Regions from separate parts of the Homo sapiens genome. Here region 2 is linked to region 1. Evidence: chromatin contacts called from ENCODE Hi-C data. All regions are on one chromosome and are shown on one strand. The core of a region is the stretch at or near the end of the contact, and the rest is flanking DNA. Distances in the headings are between cores, read along the strand shown.

Region 1 (5,647 bases), core at 1,385-3,884:
CTCCTCATTCATGCCTTGTACAATGACCATACATGGTAGATACCAATGTTTGTTGAGTGAATGCAGGCGCAGGTAGGCAAACAATGGTAAGGGAATTAAGACTAGCATGGCTCAATCATATTTGGTTACCTTGTCCATTCAAAGTGTGGTGGCAAAGTGTGGTACGTGTATCAATAGTGGCCCACAGGATGACTTTAGGTAGCACCTGGATGAACCCATTTTTACATAGTTATGTAACCGCCCAATGTGTTAATTTTGCCTGCTGGTCAGGCAGAGCTGACTTATCAAGATGGGGGAATTGCATTAGAGTAAGAGTTTAATTCAAGAAGAGCCAGCTGAATGGGAGACTGGAATTTTATTACTCAAATCAGTCTCCCTGAACATGTGGAGACTAGGGTTTTTCAAGGATAGTTTGGCAGGCCAGAGAATGGGTGCTGTTGATTGGTTGAGGATGCCATCATAGGGGTGTGGAAAGTGATCCTCCTGCATGCTCAGTCTGCTTCTGAGTGGGACCACCGGACCCCTTGGTAGGTCCAGGTGGAGCCATCTGTCATCAGAAATGAAAAAACCTGAAAAGACATCTTAAGAGGCTAATCTTATGTTCTACAAGAGTGATTTATCTGCAGGAATAATTGGGAAAGTTGCAAATCTTGTGAACCCCAGCATAATGACTGGTAATCCTTTACATGTTAGCAGAATTCAGGCTCATGTCATCCTCCTGACCTGGTGGTCTTTCATTAGCCTTACAAAAGTGGTAGAGTTTCGGGGAAGGGATATTACCATTTGAAGTATAAACTAAATGTCTCCCAGAGTTAACTTGGACTAGGCCCAGGAATAATTAGGGCAGTTTGGAGGTTAAAGGCAAGATGGAAGTGAGTTAGATCAGATCTCATTCATTGTCATAATTTTCTCACTGTTATAATTTTTCCAAAGGTGGTTTCAGTTATAAGCTCACATTAACGTGTTCTAGAAAAGATATAACTACATCTGAAACCTGCAATTTCATGGATCTCATTGCTTCTTGAAGGAAATAAAGATATTTTACTCCAAAATCTATTTATTTGACATATTTTGAAATGGCTGCCACAGAGCCAACAGACAGAAGTGGCTTGCAAAGCTGTCTTTTGTGGGGGAAATTTGCATCTGTAGAGAATCTCCATGGATGCAGCCAGGCCTTCCGTTTCTAGGCCTTTCCTGGATCTATGGGAGATTGAGAGTCTGACCCTTTAAATGTCAGAAAAGGGACATTTACCATATGTTCTCTTTAGGGCTGCCACCCAAGAGGCTTACTCTACATAATGAGACCCCCTTTGGTAGCCAGGCCCCTTCCTCTCCCCTTCTCATAACCTGCCTTGGCACTAAACTTGATCTACCAACCTAACCTGTTTTGGGCCATGCTCTGAGCATGCATTATTTCTATAACCTCGAGATGCTATGCAAGCTTTGGAACCTAACCAGGGAATTACATCATCATTCTCAAGGTTCCTGTGTATACATATTACACACATTTGTCTGCCTTTTGTGAGTTGATTTTTCAGCAGAACTTCAGAGGGTCAAGGGGAAAGCTCTTCCTTGGCCCTCAGTTCTCATGAGGCTAAGTAAGAAGAAGTCAATTTAACTAAAACCGAGTAAGTAATGCTACAGGTGGCTCACAGGCATGGCAAAAATCTGAAATGTTGGAAGAAGGAGAAACATGGGGCTAGTCTTTAGTCTCATTTTTAGGCAGAAGTATAGACTGATGTTCCCAATGACATTTGGAGAATGGTATTTTCCATGATTCATTCTTCTTTTCAATCTTCACTAGCAGGAAGCAGTGGCGTGAGCTGGGGAGGGGAAGTAAAGGCGTCCTTAATCGTGTCTCCACCTGCCTTCCAAGATGCTGCCTTCGATTTTGTTTTGAGTAAGGGATGATAAGCCATCCTCTTAGAGAGCATCAGCTCATTCCTTTCATAGCCAAGCTCATCAGCATTTCTGGTGATTGTGTATTGTGGTATCTGCAAACAAGTGATGTATATTCTGCAGGCTTTTCAACCAGGATATTTGTAAGATACATGTTAAAAAGATGGGTCTTGGTTTGCTTCCAAGTCACAAAAATGTGAATCCTCTTTAAAAATGGTATTTGCACCTAAAGCTGACCTATGGAATGGAGTGGAGGTGGGCAGGTGGTAACCAGGAGGTGGCAAGGGGAGGAAGAGCCAGATGGGGGGAGGTGGTAGTAGTATTTTTTATATTACAGGAAGATGTTTTGCCTTACAAAAGGATTAATCACAGGGTTCCTTTTAAGCAGAAAGTTTCATGCATTTTAAAAGATGATTTGATTTACAAGAAACTTTTCAGGAACACAGCTGCTGGGCAAAGCAAGCTATTTACACTGACTTGAAATCCATTTTATGAGCCAGGAGTCTGGGGTGTCAGGGGGAGTGATAAAACTCCTTTAGGTTTTAATTGACAAGTGATATTGACTAGCACAGTTAGGAGCCCAGGTATTGGGCCTGGTCCAGCGTGTTCCCATAGTAAATATGCGTGAATGTGCTGAGTGCTTGAGTATTGATTCATTTATTTACCTGTTTGGCTGTTGCTGTGAAAGGCTTTGTATTTTGCAGCTTTGGAGCCAAGCTGCCTTTCACAGAAGGCTGTGTTAGAATGTACTAGATTGTTCAGCATGAATCATCTGGCTCGATGGCCTATGGGGAGGGAGCTTGGCCTCGTACATCACTGCAAGACAGAGACTCAAAGACATCTGTGGAGGGGAGGCACACAGGGGGTTAGGGAGCCACAGGAATGAGGAGATGAGATCTTTTTCTCAAAAACAAGCCTTAGGGTTGCTTTAAAGCCCCCTTTTCCCTTTTATTCAGACTGCTAATAGCTACCTCCCTCCCAATTGTCCCACCCCATTGAGTCTTTATTATCTCCTCTCTCTTGCAGAAATTCCACCGGAGCCCCAGGGTCCTTAAGTGATTCCCCATTTCCCTGCTCCCTGCTGCAGAGACACAATAACAAAGCATCAGGTTGAGAGCCTCCAGAAAGAGAGACCCTCCTACTGCTGAGCCTCAAATCTCTACCAGGCAAAGAAAACAACAACAGGCTTTTGTGCCACAGGTTCTAAGACCCACCCTGAACACCATCCTTGAGCCAGCAAAGTAAGGGTATCATACATAGAAAAGAGCTGCTTTTCCTCATAGGGTAAAGATGTTAGAAGCTCAATCATTGCCAATGGCAGATGTTTACTGAGTGTCAGAAAGAGAGGTGGGCATTTTTTGGGCATTGTAGTAGTGGAGTAGTACCCCCACTGAGTCCAAGCCCAGGGAGGGCACCGTGTCTGAGAGGCTGAAGAAAAGACCCAGAGACAGCGAGCAAGACATAAGTTTTATTGGGCAACTTAAACGTACAGGGAGTCCAGGAGTGGCTGGATGAATGGGGTAACCACTATGGTTTCTAAAAAGCACCCAGTTAATATAGCAATCTTTGCTTAGCAACCTCCACCTGGCCACCTCTTCCTGGCGACCTCTACCTGGCCACCTCCACCTAGCTCAAAACAAAGGGCCTTGGTTCCCCGCACATGCTGTTCCAAGAAATGGGCCAGGGGTTCACCTATGCTCCATAGATAAGGAGTAAACCTCTGGGTTGGCAGCTCCCAGATTCCTTAGTTCAGAGCTCAGAACCAACATTCTTGGACTACAGGATCATTCTCAGCTATACCTGAGTTATTGTCAGGCACACCTGTCATATGGTAGTTTGCACATAAGGAAAAAAACCCATGGAGATGGACTTTGGGTAGCTTACAATCTAAAAGGAGAGAAGGACAGAAAGCATGCCTGTTACTGTGCCTAGAGGGCTGTGGAACTGCTCTGATGACACCTGCTTCCCCTCCTTGGCCCATGTGACTCCCTTTCACCCAATGACACATGAAAAGCCTGATACGTTGTGTGCTTTGCTGGGCTTTCTCCTTTCCTTCCGGCAATGTCCAGGGGCTCTGTTCACTGGGCCCTGGAAGAGAACAACAAAGAGGACAGTGTCAATGGCGATGCAGGCACAAAGCCCCCAGCTCATCTGTGGTTCCTATATCGTGTAAGCAAGAGATAAACCTCTGTAGTTTTAAGCCCCAAGATTTTAGTGATGTTTGCTACCACAGCATACACTAGCCCCTGACTGATAAATTTCGGATCAGTTCTGAGTTGCTGCAGAGATTAACCTTAAATTGATCTTAGCTGACCAATGTTAACTTATCTTCATTTTAGAGTATCTGAAAAATACTTAGAAAATCAATATAAAAACATAGAATTTGGGGGAATGAAAGAACCTTTGAAATTTGTCCAACCTAGGCATTCTACTATTGACATTCTGCTGTATTTTCTTGTTCACATACATCTCCACCTGTCATCCCTCTGTTCTTCCATTAATCTACCTTGGATTGTGCATTTCAAATATGTTCCCATTGTAGCATTTAAAAATGATTATAATTCATATTACTGATTTTGGCCTGGGTTAGACAGTTGTTACTTACTGTTGATTTCATTAGTTGTAAAGCTCAAATGAGATGAGTATTTGAAAAGTTAAAAACAGCTCTCAAATATGATTATCTGATGAGTGTTTATTGAGAATGTTAGTGACTGGCAGTTTTTTGTAAGAGCTTGAGTCTGGACACAAAGATCAGTCACTGTCCTTGGATTGGACTTATATGGGCACTTCACTTTAGTGGCAAAGTTTAGGTTTCATTTTACCGATAACAGTAATTTTAATATAGCTGTCAAGATCACCAGTGACAATCATTATAATAGACATATTCACAGACACAAGGGTTCATGGACCTCAGCACAGTTGCTTGTGCCTGTGGGAAAATCACTTGAGCTCAGGAGTTGGAGGCTGCAGGGAGCTATGATCACGCCACTGCACTCCAGCCGGGGCGACAGAGTGAGACCCTGTTCCCCTGCACCCCCGCCCCCTGCCAAAAAAAAACCCACAAAACTCTTTAATTTGCCTCTTAGTTCTCTCCAGACCTCCAAGGCATTTAATCTTAAGTCGTAGAGTAGATACATACTTTCTAGAACAGCTGTTCTCACACACACAATCTCCCATTAGCATGAATACAGCTAACATGACGTGCAACAGAGACGGAAAAATGTAGTTTTGAAAAAGATGACATGGGATGGAGTGAGCTCTCCCCTGCTCTGAGTCCTCAAATGCCTTTTGTGCTTTTAGAACCAGTTTTGGGGAAGTGAGGAGAAAAACTCTGTCTGCCAGGGCTGAAGAGCACAGGCAGCCTCAGAACCAAGGGGCAGAAGAGATGTCATGCTGGTCGGTAGTATCCATGGCAACTCGAGTGTCTGGTGGAGTTAATCACCCCGTTTTTCAGATCTCTGCTGCTCTCCTTTGATAGGGGAAAAGGGCCGGGCTTGGCTCCTTTTTCATTTTCATGAATGCCCCAGTTGATGCATCGTGTCAGAGGCACCAGACCCTTCTGACTCAATGGGACGAGTCAGGCCTGAATGGGACCGGGCATCTGTGAGGGCTTTGGGCAGCCTGTGGGGTTTCCCACGAGACACAGAGCAGTGTTTGCTGCAGACAGCCTCCTCCTAACAGAAAGAAAACTATCTCCTCTTGCTACACCTCACATCAAGTTTGCCTTGGTGTTGCCGCATCTCCTCAC
Region 2 (5,647 bases), core at 1,096-3,595, 57 kb after region 1:
AGCACTCAGGATGGAGATGCCGACAGAGTGGTGGTGCTGCCGTGGGAGGAAGGCCTGTGTGTTTGAGCAGAAGAAGTCCAGCGTGACTGAGGCTGAGTGAGCAAGGGTGAGAGTTGGGGAACTAAGACCACAGAGGTGGCAGGGGGAGGTTGTGCAGTCCTATGAAGGGAGGTTGGGTCTTCTTCCTTCTGGGAGCGAAAGCTGTTGGCAGGCAGTAATGTGAGATGGTTGAGTTTTTCAATAAGAGTTTTAAAAATCAAGACTGTACTGAATACTTTTCATATTCAGAATTTTCCTTATAACTACCCTATGAGGTTTTAGGGACAGGGAAGGAATGCAGTTTCTCTAAGCTCATACAATTATGCAGACAGGATTTGAACTCAGGGACTCTGGCTCCAGAGCCCTAGATTTTATGTTATTTGCCTTTAGTGCCCTAAAGTTGTTTCTCTAGGACTATACCCTGGATCCCTCCAAGACAGCACAGTCTTCCAGGTCAGAGGTATTCTTTCACTGTCTTTCTACCTCCCACAGCAACCAGCGATGCTCACATTTGCTGTTACCTAAGTGATGCGGCTGGCCTGGGTGGGTGCACAGCCTAGGGACAGAGAGGCATAGGTGCTGGTGGAACACTGCGGTGACATTTTGTCCTGCCTTAATCACTGCACTGGGGGCAGACTTTTATGAAGGGGCATGCCTTTCTGCTTCAGTGTGTCCAGATCATGCCTGCTTAGTGGGGAGGGCAGTCTGCCTGGAAGATTCTGAGGCCCCAGAGCACATCCATGTAATGGCTGAGTGAGAGACATAGGCAGAAGGAGGAAGTAGGAGGGACTGACGTTTTCCAGTTTTTCTATCTATAAAAGTAAATTCAAACGGCTCCCACAATTTGATTTAAGCCAATATTCTGACCTATTTGTGCCCTCTTTCATCCTGTGTCTGAAAAGGAAAGTGTTAAGTATTTTTCTGCATTTGCAAAAAATTTCTTTGACCAGCAAGGACATTGGGTCAGCTTACCCTTTAAAGGTGGCAACTCCAATTTAGAAGATTTAAGTTTGGGAAAATGTGTGCTTACTAAGAGCCCAGGAGCAGAGTCGTAAAGAACTCGCCCATCCGTTCTGCAAGCAGTAGTTTATGTGGGTTCATTCCAGAACCTTTCAAAGGCTGTGAAAAAGGCAGGAGTGACTCTGCCATTCATTGAGAGTGCAGTATCAGCCTCAGGGGCTGACCTGAGCAGCTTGCTCCACCCCTGCTTTGAGGAAGGACAGCACCTGGTCAGAGAGGTGTCTTGCTCAAGGTACAAAACAGGTAACAGGTAAAGCGCTCCAGAAAAGCTCGTTAATCAGGGCTTCAGTGTCCGAGTTGCCATAGCTTGGTGATTTCAGAGGTCAGCCATGGGGAAGCCCACAGTCAATTAGAGTGAAAGGCCAGAGGCCAGGTCAGCTTCCCTGTGATCTGGGTCCTAGCATTGTGGAGGGCAGTGGATGGATTTTACTTGCTGATTTTCGAAACACCAATAGCAGACTTCCTTGACCCATGCTTAACACCAGTCTCACCTGGCGTTATTAGCAATGCAATGCCACAGGAAAGAAATTCTAACTGAAAACATGAATAAACTCCAGGAGGGTTGAAGTAAGGTAGTCAAGAGTAACTTCCTTTGTGGTTTGTTTGGTGTCCAGGAGAAGAATCATGATAATACTCAAATTTACCTGAAAACCTCCATCAGCATGACGGTTCCTCAGTTGAGTGGACTATGGAACTGACCCGAGAGACATTTCGATCTCCTTAATATCTGGTGTAAGCTACTGTGGCTTGAGTTGTATGTGGCTTTCCTAGATCTTAGGGTGCAGAAGTAAGTATGCCGTCATGAGCTGGGGTCAAATCAGGACACCTGAAGTTTTCCCTGAATCGTATCAGAGTCTCAACAGTTGCCATTAGTAACGACAGTCAATATTTTCTGCACACTCATGTGCCAGGCCCTGTGCTGAGTGCTTGTCAGACTTTCTCACATCAATCTTTGCAGTAATTCCATGAAGTAGGTTTGGATCTTTAGCCCTGTTTTACAGGTGAGGAAACAGAGGCACAAATTCACTGGATCAAGTCTGCCCTGGTAGGTGGAGGCAGAGCTGGGATTTGACTGCAAGAGTCAAGATTCCAGAGCACACTCTTTCGAACCCCAGGAAGAATTCCCTCTCCCAGGCAGGCACATACATGACCTAAAGGAATGTTGGCCTGAGGGACAGTGGCATTGAGTCATGCCTGCCTGGGGTCTGGAAAATGACCAGAGTGCCAAGGGGTCTGGAAAATGCCTGGGGTAGAGATTGCAGTAGCTACACTCAGACTCCTCAGGCCAGAGAAGTTGACAACAATGCCACATGCACAATCTGCTTTCCCAGCTGCCGTGGTTATGAACAGAAATGCTACAAATTCCAACCTGTTTGAACGTGGACTGGAGTTTAGGGAGGGCTGGTGACTTGTCTTTGACTCACTGAATCCATCTCAGCACTTTTTTGACAATCATATTTTCTGTCTTTACTGTCTCTGAGGCTTGGGCTTTTCATTTGTTTCTTTTATTTATTTATTTATTTCTAGAGATGGGGGTCTCACTATATTGCCCAGGCTGGCCTTGAACTCCTAGGCTCAAGCGATCTTCCTGCCTCAGCCTCGCACCTGGGATTACAGGTGTGAGCCACCACCACCCTTGGCATTTTTTTTTTTTGAGTGGGTTTTTCTTTTTTCTTTTTTTTTTTTTCTTTTTTGGCAGAGTCTAGCTCTGTTGCCCAGGCTGGAGTGCAGTGGTGCGATTTCGGCTCACTGCAACCACCACCTCCCAGGTTCAAGTGATTTTCCTGCTTCAGCTTCCTGAGTAGCTGGGATTAAAGGCGCTCACCACCATGCCCAGCTAATTTTAGAGTGGGTTTTTCTCGAGACACTTTCTGTACCCATTCATTACATTTGTTTTGGGAAAGGAAATAAACAAACCAGTGGTGGATGGAGGGCAGTGGGAAAGTGAATAATCCGGCTAATAGTGAACTAACCAAGGTCAAGCTGCTTGGAATCAGAGGAAGATGACTCCTGCCTCCTCCTCCCAAAAATTCAAGTCAAGAGTTGATTCTAATCCTCTGCAGAATCTGTCCTTCAAGTCAGACCTGCTTTGGAGGAACAGAAGGGCCTAGATAATTTCTTAACATTTGAGAAAAATTATAATTTGATAAAGACATTTTATATTCCTGGTGGCAGCAGTTCATCTGTAGAAATGATTTGAGGTCTGGGGGAAAATAGCTATGTTGAAAAAAGAGTTGCTGAGACACTGAAAAGGACAACGTGAGCAAAACTTAATTAGGAGTAAAGGCTAATGGAATGGAAAGGGAGGCAGGATAAGTTCATTTTATTAATAATAAACCTGAACTTAGGGAAGGGAGAGCAGATGGAAAGAAAGGAACGCGTAATGCGTTGTTTCATTTCCTCTGAATAAAGTGTGGTGTGCTGAAATGTAACAAGATTATCCATCTGCTTTTGTCTAAATAAATTCAGGGTTTTCACAAACGTAGTGAATTTTCAGCTTGTAATTTGCTGTCTCCGGTGAGCGCGGTGCTGAGAAGACCCGTGATGCTCTCTTTGAAGCCCATTTGCGGCATGCCCCAGGCCTGGGACCTCCATTAAGCACCAGGGCCTCGCCAAGCACCGGTGAGAACGCTGGAGTCGTGGGGCTCTCAGCCTGGGTGGGATGCTCCATCACGGCAGCTGCCCGGGGGCTGCATGGCACAGGGTAGTGGAGAAGGAGAGTGGTCTGGATTTAAGGGATGGGGCTAGAGCTGCAGGATGGCTCTCTTTATTTGCATACTTTGGAGTAAGATGAAAAGCTCTTCGCACCTCATTCACCACTCATTTACTTCTATGCCTTTATTCACAAAGTTTTCTCTACCAGAAATTCCATCTCTCCTCTACTTCTCCCCCCTAAATTCTATAGTTTTTAAAAGTCACTTATTTCCAAGTGCCTTCTTCAATGGCGTTGGAACACACAGATTTATTTCTCATATCCTGGAACTGTTGCTCTGTTACTTGGTGAATTCAACCGTTCAAGCAGTTATTTAATTCCCTGCTTTGCTTCTTCACCTTCTATGTGTGTATGTTTTTAGTTTTGAATATGACTGTAACTTCCTCCTCTTTCCTTCCTTTGACAGATATTTGTTGAGTACCTTCCATTTGCTAAATACTGTGCTTTGAAGGCACTGGGAATTCAATGATGAGCAAAGTAGATATGGTCCTTGACCTCATGGAGCTTGAGGGAAAATGAAGAAGACATTCACCTAAATAAATAGATAATTGCAAAATTTAATACATCAAATTTAAGTCAATATTATTGAGATATAATTACATACAATAAAATTCACACATATGAAGTCTATAGGTCAATGACTTTTGACAAATGCCACCATTTATGTAACCAACATCCTAATTAAGATATAGAACATTTCCATCATTTCCATCTCTCCAAAAGCTTCCTCACATGCCTTCCCAGTCAATCTCCCCGTATCTAAATCCTACTATCTGCTTACCACCTCTGATTATTTTTGCCTACTTTAGAATTTCATATAAATGGAATAATACAGCATACATTGTTTTGTGTATGTTTTCTTTCCCTCAGCCTAATGTCTCTGAGATTCCCCCATGTTGCTGTGTGTAGCATGACCTGTTCCTTTATATGGCTGAGTATGTACATAAGGGTGTACCACAATTTGTTTATCAATTCACCTGTTGATGGACATTTGGGTTGTTTACAGCTTTTGTCAATTTTTAATAAAGCTTCTGTATACATTTGTGTTCAAGTCTTTTTGTGCCATATATTTTTCTTGAAAAAATACTTAGGAGAGGAATGGCCAGGTTATATAGAAAGTACATGTTTAAGTTTATAAGAAACTGTTGGGGTTTCTCAAGGTTTCCAGCATTTTTATACTCCTACCAGCATCACATGAAAATTCCAGTTGCTCTATGTCCTTGCCAACATTTGATGTTTTTATTCTTCGTTAGTCATTCCAATGGAAGTGAAATAATTATTTCATTGTGGCTTAAATTTGCATTTCCCTGATAACTAATGATATTGCATATATTTTCATGTAGTTATTGGCTTTTCAATATTATCTTTCATGGGGTATCTGTTCAATCCAGCAATATATTTTTTTTTGAGATACAGTCTCACTCTGTTGCCCGGGCTGGAGTACAGTGGTGCAATCTTGGCTCACTGCAAGCTCCTGGGACTACAGGCGCCCGCCACTATGCCTGGCTAATTTTTTGTATTTTTAGTAGAGACGGGGTTTCACTGTGTTAGCCAGGATGGTCTCGATCTCCTGACCTCATGATCTGCCTGCCTCAGCCTCCCAAAGTGCTGGGATTACAGGCGTGAGCCACCACGCCCAGCCCAATCCAGCAATATGTTTAAAACATAATGCCTCATAACAAGGTGTGGCTATCCCAGGAATGCAAGGCTGGTTTTATATTCTACAATCAAGCACTGTAATTCACTATGTTAATTAAACCAAGGAAGGCAACTACAAGATTATTTTAATAGATGCATAAAAAGCATTTGATAAAACTCAACATCAATTTATGATAAAAAAACTCTCATCAATCTTGGGGATAACTTATATTTTTA

What was found. Hi-C counts contacts between places; a loop is a spot of excess contacts on that map.
Region 2: a map of mammary epithelial cell shows a loop between it and region 1 (2.4-fold over the local background). The contact joins two enhancer-like sites. A Hi-C loop is called at or near these places in 2 of 168 maps with a recorded cell type or tissue (heart left ventricle and mammary epithelial cell).

Annotation. Positions count from the first base shown.
Region 1 is chr16:47,845,962-47,851,608 of GRCh38, forward strand. It overlaps LINC02192 (long intergenic non-protein coding RNA 2192), which reads right to left. Exons shown (of 2, transcript NR_110649.1): 2 at 3,353-3,987. Among named protein-coding and RNA genes, the nearest start is that of LINC02133, 9.8 kb to the right of the region's middle. RefSeq lists an enhancer at 2,542-3,234. Within about 2 kb of position 2,635, at least 3 of the 41 ENCODE cell types and tissues checked have a DNase peak (open chromatin) inside an H3K27ac peak, as active enhancers do; they include mammary epithelial cell, where a contact is called at or near this core.
Region 2 is chr16:47,903,611-47,909,257 of GRCh38, forward strand. It overlaps LINC02133 (long intergenic non-protein coding RNA 2133), which reads left to right. Exons shown (of 6, transcript NR_110650.1): 5 at 3,529-3,681; 6 at 4,179-4,821. LOC124903685 (a long non-coding RNA gene) reads right to left here. Exons shown (of 2, transcript XR_007065061.1): 2 at 3,880-4,304. Among named protein-coding and RNA genes, the nearest start is that of LINC02192, 19 kb to the left of the region's middle. RefSeq lists an enhancer at 316-817. Within about 2 kb of position 2,346, at least 2 of the 41 ENCODE cell types and tissues checked have a DNase peak (open chromatin) inside an H3K27ac peak, as active enhancers do; they include mammary epithelial cell, where a contact is called at or near this core.